2 separate regions of the Homo sapiens genome follow, and region 2 is linked to region 1. Evidence: read pairs that join two places in POLR2A ChIA-PET (ENCODE). Cell type or tissue: GM12878. All regions are shown on one strand. Links, peaks and the distances in the headings refer to the core of each region. The heading gives the core; the rest is flanking DNA. Region 1 overlaps ILDR1 (immunoglobulin like domain containing receptor 1). Region 2 overlaps CD86 (CD86 molecule).

Region 1 (8,627 bases), core at 376-8,375:
CCAAACTTCCCAAAGTGTCTGTCAAGATCAAACTGAAGATCAAGCTTCCTCTCTTGCTCTCAATATCTATCAAAGCAGTGGTTTCTGATTTTTTTTCACAGCTCCCAGAAAGATCCAAGTACATTGTGACATGTATGCACACATATACAGTTTATAAAATGGAAGCAAAATGATCACAAAAATTTTATTACTAAGTTGAATAAAATAATAACAATGGATATTACATATTATCTTACTGATATTAAAATTCATTTAAAAAATCATCCCCACATTAACAATATCACAAGTGATATGTGAATATCTGCTCCTTAAAACATTAAAATAAGGCTAAAGTAAGTACCATTGTTGGCTAATAGCTCTAGTTGCCTTCATCCAATGTCAAAGTTTATTCTCAGAATGAAAGTTTAGTGTCCCTGCCGATCCCCCAAACTCTAAAAGGATGTGTGTCATTTCTGCTTTAGTGAATTTTTTTTAACATCACAGTGTGGTGTTAACTTGCAGATCCACACAGCTATCAACTTGTATTATCATTCTTTGGGAAATCAGACAACCGACCCCTAAGTAAGAATATCCTTAGAGAGACAGCATCTAGAACAGTAATTTTTCCTGGGTGGTGGGGGTGGACGTATGGACCATACCGTAGACTTAATGAAATCTTACAAAGTTCCCTGATATATCTCAGGGTGAGGGGGTATGGGTGATGGATGGGAGACTGTCCACTCAGCTGCTCCCTTGTCTCCTTGGGAGCTCCTGAATACCTCCCCAGAATCCCAGAGCTCTGTTGAACACAGGTAGAAATCACTCCCAGCCTTTATCTTCCCCTCCCAGCCAGTTTTACAGATAAGGAAATCTGGACCCAAGTCATGTGTCTCAGGTTGACAGAGTGGAGTTAGTTTGAGAACTGGGACCAGAACCCTGGTGTCTTCACCCTTTCTCCATTGCTCTCTCTCCTATTTCATACTGTGGAGCAGGTTTTTTGTTTGTTTGTTTGTTTGTTTTAATTATACTGGGTTACATGTGCAGAACGTGCACTTTTGTTACATAGGTATACACGTGCCATAGTGGTTTGCTGCACCCATCAACCCATCACCTACATTAGGTATTTCTCCTAATGTTATCCCTCCCCTACCCCCCCCCCACCCCAACAGGCCCTGGTGTGTGATGTTCCCCTCCCTGTGTCCATGTGTTCTCATTATTCAACTCCCACTTATGAGTGAGAACATGCGGTATTTGGTTTTTTGTCCTTGTGATAGTTTGCTGAGAATGATGGTTCCCAGCTTCATCAATGTCCCTGCAAAGGACATGAACTCATCCTTTTTATGGATGCATAGTATTCCATGGTGTATATGTGCCACATTTTCTTAATCCAGTCTATCATTGATGGACATTTGGGTTGGTTCCAAGTCTTTGCTCTTGTGAATAGTGCTGCAATAGACATATGTGTGCATGTGTCTCTATCGTAGAATGATTTATAATCCTTTGGATATATGCCCAGTAGTGGGATGGCTGGGTCAAATGGTATTTCTAGTTCTAGATCCTTGAGGAATCACCATACTGTCTTCCACAATGGTTGAACTAATTTACACTCCCACCAACAGTGTAAAAGCGTTCCTATTTTTCCACAACCTCTCCCGCATCTGTTGTTTCCTGACTTTTAATGATCACCATTCTAACTGGCATGAGATGGTATCTCATTGTGGATTTGATTTGCTTTTCTCTAGTGACCAGTGATGATGAGTATTTTTTCATATGTCTGTTGGCTGCATAAATGTCTTCTTTGGAGAAGTGTCTGTTCATATCCTTTGCCCATTTTTTGATGGGGTTGTTTGCTTTTTTCTTGTAAATTTGTTTAAGTTCTTTGTAGATTCTGGATATTAGCCCTTTGTCAGATGGATAGATTGCAAAATTTTCTCCCATTCTGTAGGCTGCCTGTTCACTCTGATGATAGTTTGTCTTGTTTAATTGAATTCTAGTATACAGAAATAGAAACAGGTGTCTGCTTCCTGGATGTCTAACTAAATGCTAATGTTTAAACATCTTGCCCCAACAACAATGCAGTGAAACAAGCCGTTGGGTGATTAGTGTACAGTCTACCTGGGTTTCTTTTACCATAATAATTTATTTCATTATCTGAAGTCCTTGGTGGAAAATAAAATTGTGTGTTTTAAGAATTGAGAAGACTCTGGCCGGGCACGGTGGCTCACGCCTGTAATCCTAACACTTTGGGAGGCCAAGGCAGGTGGATCATTTGAAGTCAGGAGTTCAAGACCAGCCTGGCCAACATGGCGAAACCCCTTCTCTACAAAAAATACAAAAATTAGCCCAGCGTGGTGGCAGATGCCTGTAATCCAAGCTACTCGGGAGGCTGAGGCAGGAGAATCAATTGAACCCGGTGGGGCGGAGGTTGCAGTGAGCCGAGATCGCGCCATTTCACTCCAGCCTGGGCAAAAGAGACCCCTTCTCAAAAATAAATAAATAAAATAAAATAAAGAATTGAGAAGACTCTGGCCATGTCCCCAGTTCTTTCTAGATCTCCCAATCTGCAACTCTTGAGATAAGGAGGGATCAGAGGAAAGCAATTTTGACACTTTCTTTATTTCTCATAACCAGGTAATCACTGAGTTCTGTTACTTAGTCCCAGGATCTGCCCCTTCTTTTCTATTTTGGGTGACAATTCTTATACTAGCCTACTTTAAGCATCTTCTTGCCTCTAGTCCTGCTACTTCTGTCTACTTCCAACCATTCTCTATGCAGATGATAGGTTAAACCTACCTGAGTTAATCATTCCCACTTTCATTTTAATCTTCCATCCAAAGAAGCTCCATTAGATCCCTATAGCTTATGAGACTGGGCTAAAGCTCTTTGTTTGAAATTCAAGGCCAACTAATTCTGGGCTCACTACTTTGGGAAGCCTTGTCCCCCCAGATACAGGCATGGTCTTATTGTATAACCTTTCTCCTCAACACACACCCTTCTTTCTTGCTTTTTGTCTGGCTGTACTAGACATGGTTAATGTTAACCATTTTTTTGAACTTTTAGGGCACTTAAAATTTGTTCCAAGCAATTTAGTCTATCTTGCATGAATGTATCTGTTCTTTTGTTTAGCAAATGTTTAATGTGCACTTGGTGCAAGACCTCGTGCTGGCAAACAAAAGCCATCATGGCCCTGGCCCCCGTGGTGCTTATTGTCTAAAGGGAATTCAAGTGAATGTAGAAATACAACTGTGACAAGGCCAGGAAAGAAGGATACAAGGTACCACAAGAGCACTTAGTAGATGGATTTTGCTCAGTCAGAAGACCCTCCCTGAAGGGATGATGCATGAGTACTGAGGAACGATGAATTCAAACCAAAGTAATAGCATCTGCAAGACTGCTGGATAGGAGCTTAGTGTGTATGAGAGATGAGAAGAATGTTAGCGGGACTGAGTGAAGGAAGCCACAGGAAGAGTGGTGGAGTTGAGGCCAGAGAAGTGGGTAGGACCAGATGTGCATGGCTGCATGGGTCATGGTAGGAAGTTTTGTGTTTATCTTAACAGAAATGGACAGCTGTTAGAGGTTTTTAAGGAGGAGGAATTGGGAGACTAACAGCAATGTGGAATCCACCTAGCAGGGGGAACCAGAGCATGCATGAGTACAGTACTAGGTAAGCACAGGTGATATGGAGGCTGGACATAATAGTAGCTTGTGCTAGGATAGTAGTGAAATTGGAGAGAGAGAGAGATTCTGGAAATATTTCGGCGATAAATAAGCCCAATCTGATTGTAGACTGTGTATTAGTCCGTTCTCATGCTGCTATAAAGAACTGCCTGAGATTGCATAATTTATAAAGGAAAGAGGTTTAATTCACTTACAGTTCTGCAGGGCTGGGGAGGCCTCAGGAAACTTATAATCATGGCAGAAGGGGAAGCAAACATGTCCTTCTTCACATGGTGGCAGGAGAAATGATTGCCCAGTGAAGGGGGAAGCTCCTTATAAAACCACTGGATCTTGTGAGAACTCACTATCATGAAAATAGAATGGGGAAACCACCCCAAGATTCAATTATCTCCACCTGGTCCCTCCAACAACACATATGGATTATGGGAACTACAATTCAAGATGAGATTTGGGTGGGGACACAGCCAAACCATGTCAGACTGTATATGAAGAGCAAAGGAAAAAAAGATACCAGGATGATTCCTTCCTAGTTTTTGGTCTTTTCCATTCACTGAGATGGGAAATGTGGGAGAGGCCCAAGTTTGTATGGAAGGATGATGATTTAGATTTTGGGCTTGATTTAGAACTTGAAACAACCAAGAAGAACTATCAGGAGCATTTGGATACATGTGTCTGTTTTAGTCCCTTATTGTACAGGAGTAAGATTTAATATTCAATGCTCTCGTAGTTTCTGATCAATGCTTTAAAACTCATCCATGACAGGAACTACTTTGTCTGTGTGTTTACTTGTTTATCATTGACTCTCCTACCAGGAGCACAAGTTCCAAGAGTGCAGGGACCTGTATCTCTTATTTTCTACTAATGACTGGCTCAGAGTGTGTACTCAATAAATGAATGAATGTGTGTGTTCTGGTCATGCCTAAATTTGCATGTGCTCTGAGATTAGTGTGTGGAGACATGAGTCACTAACCTGGGTGAATGACTTTGGGAAACCCCAAGCATCTGCCCCTCAACCAGGTCTTGGCCTCTCCCCCGGTAACCAAAAGGATGTTAAGTTCAAACCACCTGAGTGGCTATTTATTTCACTTAGTAGTTTATCAAAAAAAAATTTAAAGATTGATATTTTCCTCTTTTGAATAGGTTGTGGTGAAACATGGGACTGTCACTGGCTATTTATGGGAATATACATTTCTTTCCTGAAGTATCTATTCGAATAGAAAAGGTTTATTCCCTTTAACTCACTTTGAGATATATATTCTACTGGAATAAAAGAACGCATGTGAAGACGTACTTATATAATCATATTCATTTCAGTAATTAATGCCAGCATTGCTTATAATACTTAAAAGTCAGAAACAACCTAAATGTCCATAATTTGGAAAATGTGTAAATAAAAGTGGCTCATTGATGGAGTGAAATGTTCATGCAGTTACTAAAAAAAAATAGATCTGCATATACTGATATACAATATATCATTAGTTTGAAGAAAAAGTCACAAATCAATGTACATAATATGATTAATTTAAAAAAAACAACATAGGAAAAGATGTGAAGGGATGTAGACCAAATTGTCAACAGCAGTACCTCTGGAAAGTGGAATTCATGGTGAGCAAGGAGGAACTTTTTACTTGATACCCCCTCCACTGTTTGAAGTTTCTCACTTATTTATTTTGTATTAACAAACAAAAAGGAAGAAGAGCTTCTGTACAAAATGATTAAAATAAATTTGTGAATGTCCCTTAAGTGCGTGAATATTCCTCAAAGGGTTAAATCTCAACCATTTAGAAAACTTATCCAGAAGACATGGTAGTGTAGTGGAGGTCTAAGCTTAAATCCAGCTTTGCTACTTTCTAGCTGTGTGGCCTTAAGCAGATTACTTAATCTCTCAGAATTTTCCTCATCAATGAAATTGAGAGAAAGTAAAGCTTATCTCATCAGTTTCTTGCAAAGGTTAAATGAGATAATGTATAATAAAACACCCAATACCGTGTCAAACAACATAGTAAGTGCTCAGCACATAGCACTTTCCTTCTCGGGGTGCTGCACTGTTAAGTGTTGCATGCCAGACCTTGGGTAAACACACAGTACCTAGACATCATTCCGCTCCCCACCCATCTGCTTTCCTGGTCTCCTCTCTCTGCTCTCCCTATCCTTTCCTTCTTGTTCGTGACCACTCCCTCTTGTCTTTGTCTCTTCTTGTCCATAGCTAGTCACTTCTTGTCTTGCTCCTTCTTGTTCATAGCTAGTCCCTCTTCTCCTTGATTCCGCTCATATTTGCACTGTTATCTGAGGAAATGTAACAGGCACTGATGGTAAATATGCTTGGTGAGATAGCCTGCTCAGCCATAAACTCTGATAGCATTGAACCTGTGTGCATTTTGTTAACCTGCCACATGGAGTCAGGGTGCTTGTATACCTGAAAAACACTCAGGAATCAATTCCTGTCAGTCCCAGGCCACTGCCCCTTGCCGGCAAAGACCTGCCTTCACCCTCCTGCCTACCATCCCTTCCAAGCAGGCCTGTTCATAGGAAAGGAGGGGAAGTGCCATCTAGTCCTTCAAAATAGTTCTTAATTTTAAAAATATTTTAAAATATATACCTGTATTCCTATACTGTGTGAGTATCTTCTACAAACTAAAACTCCTTCTTGCCAAATCTAATACTACACAGGAAATGAGGAATAAAAAAATGTGCAAAGATGTGCATGTATTTAGGAACAGATGACATTTAGTTGTAAAGATACTCTGCCCTGGTTGGTGTGTTTCCTTCTGTTTTAGTGTAGGATGGTAGTCCCCACTCAGCACAGCAGCCTGGCCTTGGAAAGTACCTGATGGCGGGAATCAGAGAATCCCCTTCCCCTTCTCTCCTTCCCATGAGCTCTGATATCTCATCTGAAGTTTCCTTTCTACCCATGTGACAGGTCTCCTTCCCTTCTTTCACAGAGCCTGGCAAGCTGTGAATGAGTCCACCAGGGTACAAAGCTATGAAACTTTTGAAGCTTTTGAGGCACCAACTCATTTTGCAAAGAGAAGACAATCATGATAGTTTACATTTGTATCATTTTTTCAAAATGCTTTTACATGCTAGTCTCAGTGGATCTGGAACTCCTGAAGTAGTCAAGATAAGTACAAATGATACAAATGATAGCTTAGGTTTGTTGAATGTCTATATGTGCCAGGCTCTTTGCTAAATGGGGGACATTTTTTTATGCTCACCACAACCCTCTGAGGCAGGTATTATCTTCATCTCAGTTTTGCATACAAAGGAAAACAATAGTTTGGAAATAACTTGCTAGGTCAACTTCTGACTCTAACCAAATTCCCTTTTCTGACCCCCAGCAACTAATGTTGACTAGAGTGTTTAATAAACTGCTGTTTATATTACATTACCATTCAGCTGTTAGGGATTGGAGACAGAATCTGAACTCAGGGAGTCAGGTTCTAGAATTAACATTTTTGAGAGAAAATGATAGAGACAGCTAGGAAATGAGGAGTCAATGAACTGGGGAGGAGAAAATTCCACAGGATAAAGGAATTTTAAGAATAGAAAAAAAATTAAGAATTTGAAAACTTGTAGTAAGCCTGAAAGAGCAAAGTTGCAACCAGGATGACTACAATCAGGACGTTTCTCTTTTTTGATCCTGTTCACATTTTCAGCCTGATTTGCTGCTTTGGGTCCTTTCTTGAAAACTCCACCTGCTTAGTTCTGTGCATGCCCAGTGTGGTTAGGTTTACAGAGAAGTTAGAGGATATAGGAAAAGAAAGTGGGTGATTTTTGCCTTTGAGATGGACTGTCTTGCTACTGCCTTTCCTTCCCAATCTGGAAAATCTGACTGCTTTTTAAGAGCCTGGCGCCTGACTTCTACTTTGGAAGATCAAGCTTGCTTGCTTGGGAAAAATTGGGATTTGTTGTCAGCAAGGCCCAAGCTCAAATCCTGATGCTGACACTTTTTAGGTATGTGATGTTGGACACGTGGGGGTGTGGCTTATACTCTGAGCTGAACTTCTGCCCACCTATATGAGCAGGGCTGTTGCCTAGCTGAGGGGGTTTGTGAGATTTAGAGACCAAGAATGTACATCACCCGGTGCATAATAGATGCTAAGGACCCACAGCAACAACTGAGATATGGGAGAAGAGTTTGCTGGGTTGTTCAGTACCTCTTCTCCTGGGACTCTTCCCGTGTGTGTGTGTGTGTGTGAAAGAGAGAGAGAGAGAGAGAGAAAGAGAGACAGGGCAGGGGGTGGACGTTTGAGGTCTGCACAGGATGCTGTGGGGCTGGCTGGCAGACCCCTGGAGAGAGTGTGAATGAGCTCAAGATGGCCAGAACTTGTTGAACCTGGCAGATATCAAGGCTTGATATTCACACAGGGATGAAATAGAAGAGAAGATAAAAGAGTACCCAAGCAGCAAAGTCAGTGCTGACGTTGGTAAAGGTGAGTTTTGTCACCCCAAATGTGGTTTGTCCACAATAAGGGCATTCATGGAAGGGGAGCTGAGTGATCACCTTTCTCCCCATTTCCCCTCCTCAAGGGTGTCAGATTCTGCAATCTTCAAAGCTACCCCACAGCAATTTCTGACTCTAACCAAATTCCTTTTTCTGACCCCCAGCAAACCTGGTCTCCCTGCTCCCAAATGCGCTACCTCTATACAGGTGATATTGACTAGAGTGTTGATTAAACTGCTATTTATATCAAATTACATTCAGCCAAATAAGGAGCCTACATGTTCTTTATTTTACTGTGTCAGAGTGACTGCACCAGTTATATTTTAATTATTGCTCACATAGCCTGGCCCCCAGCTCAAATTATTTGCAAACTTGTGAATACCAATTATCTTTTATTTAAAGAATAGCCAAGCTGAGAGGCAGGAGCACTGCTCAGGGACAGAATCTCGACTCTGACCCCCTTAGAAAAAACGAATGACCACAGACAAGTCCCTTAAATTTCCAAGCCTCAGATTTGTTGTACAGG
Region 2 (8,627 bases), core at 260-8,259, 59 kb before region 1:
TATGTTCAATCACTTGCTTGGGCTCTTTTTTGACCCAAGAATATTTCTTTTTAAATTAGATCTTGGTCTCTGGTGCCAAGTGGGGCTAATATTGGGATGGGGCACTTGGATGGGAAGAAATATTGGGGAAGGGTCTCTGGACCAGAGAAGGGAAAGGTCAAACAGGAAAGCCAAGTAAGTCCATTGCAGAGAGGCTGCAAGAGGAGGAAATCCCCCTTCTCTGGATTTCCCACTGGCACAGGGGACTCAGGCGAGGCGAGCTGACATCTTTGGACTGCTTCTTCTAGAGCAGAGGCTGCTCGGAGACCCCAGCACCCCAAAGCCAAGAACAGCTGCCAATTATTTGGTAAGTGGCACCTTCTATTTCCTGCCTATTTTGTCTCTTAGCTCACGAAAAACAGATGAAGGGATCTGGCAGGAAGAGACAGATTTTTGTAATATCCCACCTCCAATGTAGTCAATCTGAGAAGCAAACCTGATGGTCAGAGGTTTTAAGCATGCTCTCTGCAATCCCTTTTACTCATTCTCTGGCCGGCCATTAGCACATCAGCATTTCTGCCCCAGATGCAGCTTGCAGCTTTATCTCATGCCACTCCCTAGGCGTCTGAGCCTCCACAAACATACCTGTCACAAATGCCTGTCCACTGTAGCTCCAAAAAGAGACCAGATGCATAAGCACAGCAGCATTCCCAAGGAACACAGAAGCAAGGTGGTAAGAATAAACCAAAAGGAGTATTTGCGAGCTCCCCGTACCTCCTAAGGCTCCTTGTAGAGAGAGAAATAATGCCAGGACTGACGGTAGAACTCAAATACAGAAAGGGGAACTGACTAGAGAAACAACACCACAGCCAGGGACAGTGCTCTTGCTTGGTTCCAAATAACTTCTGCCGGCAGGTGGGCATTTCCACTGATGAGAATGACTACAAACGTACCCTCGGAGCATGAGTGTAAAGCCCTGGGAAACCCCCAAAGGGAGCCCCATCCACAAACATGACAAAGACACCTTCCCTGACAGATTCCCAGAGATCCCAGAGTACACACAGCCTTTGAAGCCCATAGATGAAAATGCAGTTCAGTTCAACAAATGTGGGCAACCATGTGACAGGCACTGAGCTCCACGGGGCTTCAGAAGACAGCCTTCAATGAGTGAGGGCAGAGAGGCCATGTGCTTCACTTCTAGCCCTTCCCCAAAATCATTCATTAAGTACATCTCTCCACCCATCCTGTTAGAAGGCAATTGACATACACAACCTTCATTTTCAGATGATCCTAATCTAACCCCAATTGTATGAATCTAGAATGTTTCTGTTACCTTGGTACACTATTCCTGGAAGTGGGTGGTACTCTTGAGTTTGGCTACAAGTCATAAGCAGAAGTGGGAAAGGTGTGTAAATGCCCAGTAGATTTCTCCAAACCTAGTGCTTCAGCGGGGACAGGTTTCACTCGTATGTGATCCTCCCCCAGGTGCATGCCTCCTTTTTCTGCCCTGATCAGGCACTGCAAAGTCCTCTGCTCAGTGTGGGGGACATTTATGTGCCTCTGAGGTCTGTGGCACTTGAGCTTCAAAAGAGAGAAGCAGCACCCTCTGGGCATGCCTCCCTGATCTCTTGGAGGCTAGCTGTGTCCTGTGAAGCAGGAGACATTAAAAGTGACAAAGTGACAGTTTGTTGTTGACAGGGTTGGGGAGGCTCATCCACACAAAAGCGTGTGGTGCAAGGGAAGGGGTGTGGGTTTGGAACTGGTGGTCCGAAGTCCAGTCCTGGCTTGACCACTGGACCCTGGGCCAGTTATTGAACATGTTTGAATGTCAGTCTTCTCACTTATGAAATGTGACTCATAATCACTTCTTTGCTGCATTGTTGTGAAAAACAAAGGAAACCTTGCCTGTAAATCATGTGGCAGAGTATGCCAAGTAGTTATTTCATCTTCATTATTACTTTCCTGTTTTCTTTTCAGACTTTCCCAATTCTTACTTTGACCTTTGCACAAAGATCTCCCTTCTGTCACTACAGAGGTCTGTAAACAGGCCTGTAAAACCCTTCACCTTTCACCCAGGGCTTCTCAAACCCACAGGGCTCCCCCAGGGTCCAGGGTCTTGACTCACAGGGTCATCACTTCCTCTCAGCCATTCTATGTTCAGACCTTGGAAATTTCATCCTTCATACAGATAGATCCCACCTGGGGTTTTCCTCTGGATTTTACAATCACAGATTTTGCTGTTGTTTGAAAGGGTTCATTTGATTTTCTTATTGTGACATATGATCAATTACCCACCTATCAGAGCACAGGGGAAGTAACTCATATTTCACTTAATTTTCATGTTTCCTTCTTTTCCTTGTACTCAGCAGTCCAAATATAAGACAGGCTAAATTGAAAGGCTAGCTATCAAAATATTTGGAGTAGTATTCCCCAAACTTTCATCATTCTAGCTACTAGTACCACTTCATACTCATGTAAAATCTGTTTCATTATTTATATAGTATTTTTATAACATACTTTAAGTAAATCTATTTAGAAAAAAATCTTTGTGTTAATACTAAATTAGAAAGCAGTATCATTTTCCATAAACAGATCAGTAAAAATAACATATCACACTGCACTTTGGAGTCATAGAGACCTGTGTTCAAACCCTGCTCCACTACTTAATGCCTGTGTGTTCTTGGGGCAGTTATTTAACCTCTCTGAGCTTTGGCTTCCTCACAGAAGTAATACTAAATATCTCATAGGCATGTCATGACGGTTAAATAACATGGCATATATATGGTGCTTAGCACAGATCCTGGCAATAGTAGGCTCTTAAAAAACAAGTTGTTTTATTGTTTTCCCTTCCATAGCACTTCTTTAATCTACTTATTTCAGTTCCTATTTAGAGCAGCCTCCTCCAATGCTGTAACGTAGAATGATATTAAAAGGAGTAAAGAGAGATGAATGGTGAGGCAGGCAGCAGAAATGAGGGGGTGATATGGTGTCATGGAATTCTCTTATTCTCCAACTTAGCTAGAGTTGCTGGACTGTAAGGGACCTCAAAACTCATCATTCCAGTCTCTCACTCAAGCAAGGACCCCTTCAGTGTCATGACAGATGCGTGTCTAGCCTGTGCTTTCTTACTTGTCAGGTTGGGAAATTCACTATTAGAAAAGAGAGTTAACAGAAAAATGTCTTTTTTATAAATAATCCCCAAACTACTGCCACTCACTCCTCCAATCCATAAGTACCAGCTACTTGTCTCTGTCCTGTTTTCTAGAACTACCAGAACATATTATTTTATCCTTTTATATAAACCCTTCCAAATAGCTGAAAGCTGATTTTGTAAATTTTATTAATAGTCTCTCCTCTCAGCTAAATACTACAGTGTTCTCAACTGCCCCTCATGTCGATAGTCTCTAGGACCCTCACCCATTGGCAGCTCTGCCACCAGCACCCTTCTCCCTGAGTCAGTCAACCTACCTCCTAGCAGAGAAGGCTCTCAGGGCAGAACAGGCAGTGAACAAGATCACTTTTGTTAAAGAGTCAGAGATTGAATTAGCCTTTCAACAGTTGCAGGGGGTTGCTGACCACGGCTTTTTTTTTTTTCACATGTCAAGTCATATCGCAACCCCCTTGCCCCATCTTGTTTGTGTGACAGGCCAGCAGTCAGCCAATCAAAATTCCTCTGACTCCCACATATGTCATCAGAGCCAAGGGTGGAGTGGGGCCAACCGTGATGGTGGTCAACAGTGTTGTCCTTGGCTGACCAGAGGCCGAGCCCAGTGGAGAAGATCAGTTCCTTGTGTTTGGTGAGGAGGAAGTTGCTGAGGTTACTTCAGAAACTGCTTTCTGTGTGGGGCTGCTTCCTCCACTGCCTCATTCTCCAACGCTCTCAGGACTGAAGAGGCCAAGGCTGCAAGTAGAAGCAACCAGAGGAGGACAGGCTACACACAGTAGCTGGTGTGTGTGGGTGTGGAAGTTGACCTCACCAAACTTCACCAGAGAGAGTCCCCTGAGGACCACACAGTCAGGATCTACTCCATGTGCCAGAGCCAGAAACCCGTGGGAGTCTAGAAACATCTGAACATTTAGCTGAGTTTTCCAATTTCAGCCATCTGTTTGTTGTTATATGGAAGTGGCCTCCTGCGGCCAGTGGTCAAGTCTAAAAGCACTCTAGGAGGCGGTGCTGATGGTAGTTCTAATACAGAATAGTTTCCACAAATAATTAGAGCAGCATTATTTATTGAAACGTTAATTAGTGTTTGTTTTCTAAGCTTTCTTGATGCAAGGGGGAAAGCAGAAGAGATACAAGTTCAAAGGTTCATCCAGACTTTTGTGAAAGCCCATGGAAGAGATGATACCGGTGGCTTAGAGGTGAAAAGAGAGGAAGAGAGTGCTTTTGAAGTGCAAGAAGAAGGGAGGGCAGGGGATGGTTGTCTGGGTCCTGTGAGCAGTAGAAACCCAACTGCCCCTCCATCAGTGCTCCCGAGGGGGTAGCAACCTCAGGTGTGATGGCTCATGCCTAGAAAGGCAGCATGCTTTGCTCATGGGGCCCAGCATCAGTAGATATTCTCATTCCCCACTGTGGCATGGGGGCAGGGAGCTGCCGGACTTCACAGACCACTATGGGCTCAGATAGTAAGGGTGCCAATGGCAACCAGGACAGACTAGGGACTTGAGGCCCTTCCATCATTTTCCAGTTACCAGGTGAACTTCTTGAATTCTGACTGGGCTGCAGGAAAGGAAGGAGACTCCTGCATGACCCAGTTACAGTCTCTTTTTCAACTGGCAGGATTGAGGCTCACCAGTGGGATTAAGTTGAGTTAAAGGAAATTTTCAAAGTGATGATTTCATATATACTTGGATTCATGGACAGAAATTCATATCCTATGCATAATATAATCTATGTGAGAAGGGCCAGGATTTCACCGTAAACACAGTTCCTGAATTATTCTTAATTTAGAAGTGATGCAGCTCAGGACTGGGTTGTCTTCTTACTCCCAGCCCTGCTGCACAATTGCCAATAAAGGAGGATTGTCAACCACAGCCCCCAGGACTTGACACTCCCCTTTAATTAAACCCTGCTGGGTCCATAGTTCCCTGACATCACCTGAGAGTGAACATAAGACATTTGCAATAAATTTTTATTTTTACTGCTACTGTAAATTGTATTTTTAAAACCCTTCCTCCTTAAAGCAGAAACATGTATCAACCATTATATGAATAAAAAGACACGCCAAAGATTGGGGAAAAAATATTTGCAAAAGATATATCTGATAAAGGGCTGGTATCCAAAATACACAATGAACTCTTATAACTCAAAGATAAAAGAACAAACAGCCCAATTTAATAAGGAGCAAAAGATCTGAACATATACCTCACCAAAGAAGGTACACGGACAGCAAATAAGCATATGAAAAGGTGGTCAGCATCATACCTCATTAGAGAATTGCAAATTAAAACAGTAAGATACCACTACACATCTAGTAGAATGGCTAAAATCCAAAAATCTGACAATACCAAATGCTGCTGAGGATGTGGAGCAATGAGGCTTCCTGTTGCTCCACATCCTCAGCAGCATTTGGTATTGTCAGATTTTTGGATTTTACCCATTCTAGTAGATGTATAGTGACAGAGCCCTCAGAAATAAGGCCGCATATCTACAACTATCTGATCTTTGACAAACCTGAGAAAAACAAGCAATGGGGAAAGGATTCCCTGTTTAATAAATGGTGCTGGGAAAACTGGCTAGCCATATGCAGAAAGCTGAAACTGGATCCCTTCCTTACACCTTATACAAAAATCAATTCAAGATGGATTAAAGACTTAAACATTAGACCTAAAACCATAAAAACCCTAGAAGAAAACCTAGACATTACCATTCAGGACATAGGCATGGGCAAGGACTTCATGTCTAAAACACCAAAAGCAATGGCAACCAAAGCCAAAATTGACAAATGGGATCTAATTAAACTAAAGAGCTTCTGCACAGCAAAAGAAAATACCATCAGAGTGAACAGGCAACCTACAAAATGGGAAAAAATTTTTGCAACCTACTCATCTGACAAAGGGCTAATATCCAGAATCTACAATGAACTCAAACAAATTTACAAGAAAAAAACAAACAACCCCATCAAAAAGTGGGCAAGGGATATGAACAGACACTTCTCAAAAGAAGACATTTATGCAGCCAAAAGACACATGAAAAAATGCTCACCATCACTGGCCATCAGACAAATGCAAATCAAAACCACAATGAGATACCATCTCACACCAGTTAGAATGGCAATCATTAAAAAGTCAGGAAACAACAGGTGCTGGAGAGAATGTGGAGAAATAGGAACACTTTTACACTGTTGGTGGGACTGTAAACTAGTTCAACCATTGTGGAAGTCAGTGTGGCGATTCCTCAGGGATCTAGAACTAGAAATACCATTTGACCCAGCCATCCCATTACTGGGTATATACCCAAAGGACTATAAATCATGCTGCTATAAAGACACATGCACACGTATGTTTATTGTGGCACTATTCACAATAGCAAAGACTTGGAACCAACCCAAATGTCCAACAATGATAGACTGGATTAAGAAAATATGGCACATATACACCATGGAATACTATGCAGCCATAAAAAATGATGAGTTCATGTCCTTTGTAGGGACATGGATGAAATTGGAAATCATCATTCTCAGTAAACTACCGCAAGGACAAAAAACCAAACACCGCATGTTCTCACTCATAGATAGGAGTTGAACAATGAGAACACATGGACACAGGAAGGGGAACATCACACTCTGGGGACTGTTGTGGGGTGGGGGGAGGGGGGAGGGATAGCATTAGGAGATTTACCTCCTAATGCTAAATGATGAGTTAATGGGTGCAGCACACCAACATGGCACATGTATACATATGTAACTAACCTGCACATTGTGCACACATACCCTAAAACTTAAAGTATAATAAAAAAAAAATAAAGAAAAGAATGCAAAATGGTAAAACTACTTTGGGATATAGTTTAGCAGTTTCTTAAAAAAGTAAATATACTCTTACCATATGATCCAGCAGTCACACTTCTAGGTATATTTACTCAATTGAATTGAAGACTTATGTCCACACAAAACCTACACGTGAATATGTATAGCCACTTTATTCATAATTAGCAACTAAGATGCCCCTCAGTTGGTAAAGCTGTGGTATATCCAGACAATGGAATATTATGTGGTAATAAATAGAAATGAGCCATCAAGATGTGAAAAGACATGGAGAAAACTTAAATTCATATTGCTTAATGAAAGAAGTCAATCTGAAAAGGGTACATACTGTATGATTCCAAAGATAGAACATTCTGGAAAAGGCAAAACTGTGGAGACAGTAAAAAGATCAGTGGTTTCCAGGGGTTGGGGAGGGGTGGGAAGGGTCAACAGGCAGAGCACAGGGGATTCTTAGGGCAGTGAAGCTATTCTGTATGATACTATAATGGTGGATACATGACATTGTGTATTTGTCAAAATCCATAGAACTGTACAACCCAAAGAGAGAAACTTAATGTAAATTATGGGCTTTAAATAATAATAATAATGAAGCAACAATGGCTTGATCGTAAGAAATACATCACACTAATGCAAGATGGTAAAAATAGGGGAAATTGTGTTCCACAAAGGGAGTAGATGGGAATTCTCGTACTATGTGCTCAATTTTTTGAAAATCTAAAACTGTTCTAAAAATAAGTAAAGTCTGTTAATTAAAAAAAAACACACATGCTAACCACATACACGGATTTCTGGTAAAGTAACTAAATTAATAATGTGACATTTTAGAGGGCTGCTAGACTAGTGGGAAAGAAAATTAGCATCAATTTCACAGTCCACATGTTCACTTCCCTATGTTGCACCCTTGGAATCAATGCTATACATAGAACGTTGCTGCAAAAAGTCTCCTTTTGTATTTCTGCCTTTTATTTTGACACTTTCTGCATTTTTCTGGTGCAGAACCCTAGACTTTTATGTCAATTCCTTAGGTAAATTAAAGAAAAGGCCCCAGTTTTCTAAGGGCCAGATCAATTTTTAAAAATAGCTTTCAGTTCCATGTTTCTGAAGGAACATTCTTAGAAATGTAATGAGTTTCTTGTTTCTTTGAGGGGCGATACAATTTTAACTTGTACTTTAAAAGCAAATTTTACATAGTTAAGCATTAGAAGTTGAGTATTTTTCTTTGTGTGAGCCAAAATTTTGCATTTATACCATACCAGTGAGTTACCGAGGTGGGGTAGGATGGACCCTCACTCTCATAACCTCTAACATGTCCTCCACTCCCATCCTAGGCTGGCTTTTTCTGCCTCCCTAGCTGCCCTGGGGAATCTTCTTTTATTTACTTTCTCATGATGCAAATTCACACCTACCATTCATGCATGCTAAGGAAGAGGCAATGTGTATTGTTTTCTTGCATTCGATCAATTTCTGAACCCAGAAACTAGGACCCAGGGACACATTTTTGTCTAGATGTCTTCAAGCAAGAAGTCAGAAAGGCAAGGGACACCAAGAGGTATTTTCAGGATTCTACAAGTGAATGCAGAAGACTGTCTGTCTTCACTATCTCTCAAAATCACATGGTGGCTTCAGCAGCAAAATACACTTATTTGAATTGAAGACTGAATTTGC

What was found. Peaks named below come from ENCODE experiments on the same cell type or tissue, not always from the same donor. Only the 100,000 strongest peaks of a DNase experiment are listed, where the experiment ranks them.
Region 2: POLR2A ChIA-PET joins it to region 1 with 14 read pairs; 4 of 35 experiments call an interaction of 5 or more read pairs at or near these places.

The regions. Positions count from the first base shown.
Region 1 is chr3:122,010,906-122,019,532 of GRCh38, reverse strand. The region is part of intron 1 of ILDR1 (immunoglobulin like domain containing receptor 1); the gene reads left to right. Among named protein-coding and RNA genes, the nearest start is that of ILDR1, 7.0 kb to the left of the region's middle. RefSeq lists enhancers at 4,730-4,779, 6,639-6,688. In GM12878, for the core only: a CTCF peak has its summit at 6,029; DNase peaks (open chromatin) are centred at 4,572 and 6,526; H3K4me3 peaks cover 471 bases; H3K27ac peaks cover 4,566 bases.
Region 2 is chr3:122,070,043-122,078,669 of GRCh38, reverse strand. All of the region lies in intron 1 of CD86 (CD86 molecule), which reads right to left. Among named protein-coding and RNA genes, the nearest start is that of CD86, 19 kb to the right of the region's middle. RefSeq lists enhancers at 842-1,021, 3,635-3,974. In GM12878, for the core only: no CTCF peak of the experiment used is centred there; DNase peaks (open chromatin) are centred at 883 and 3,679; H3K4me3 peaks cover 5,354 bases; H3K27ac peaks cover 4,569 bases.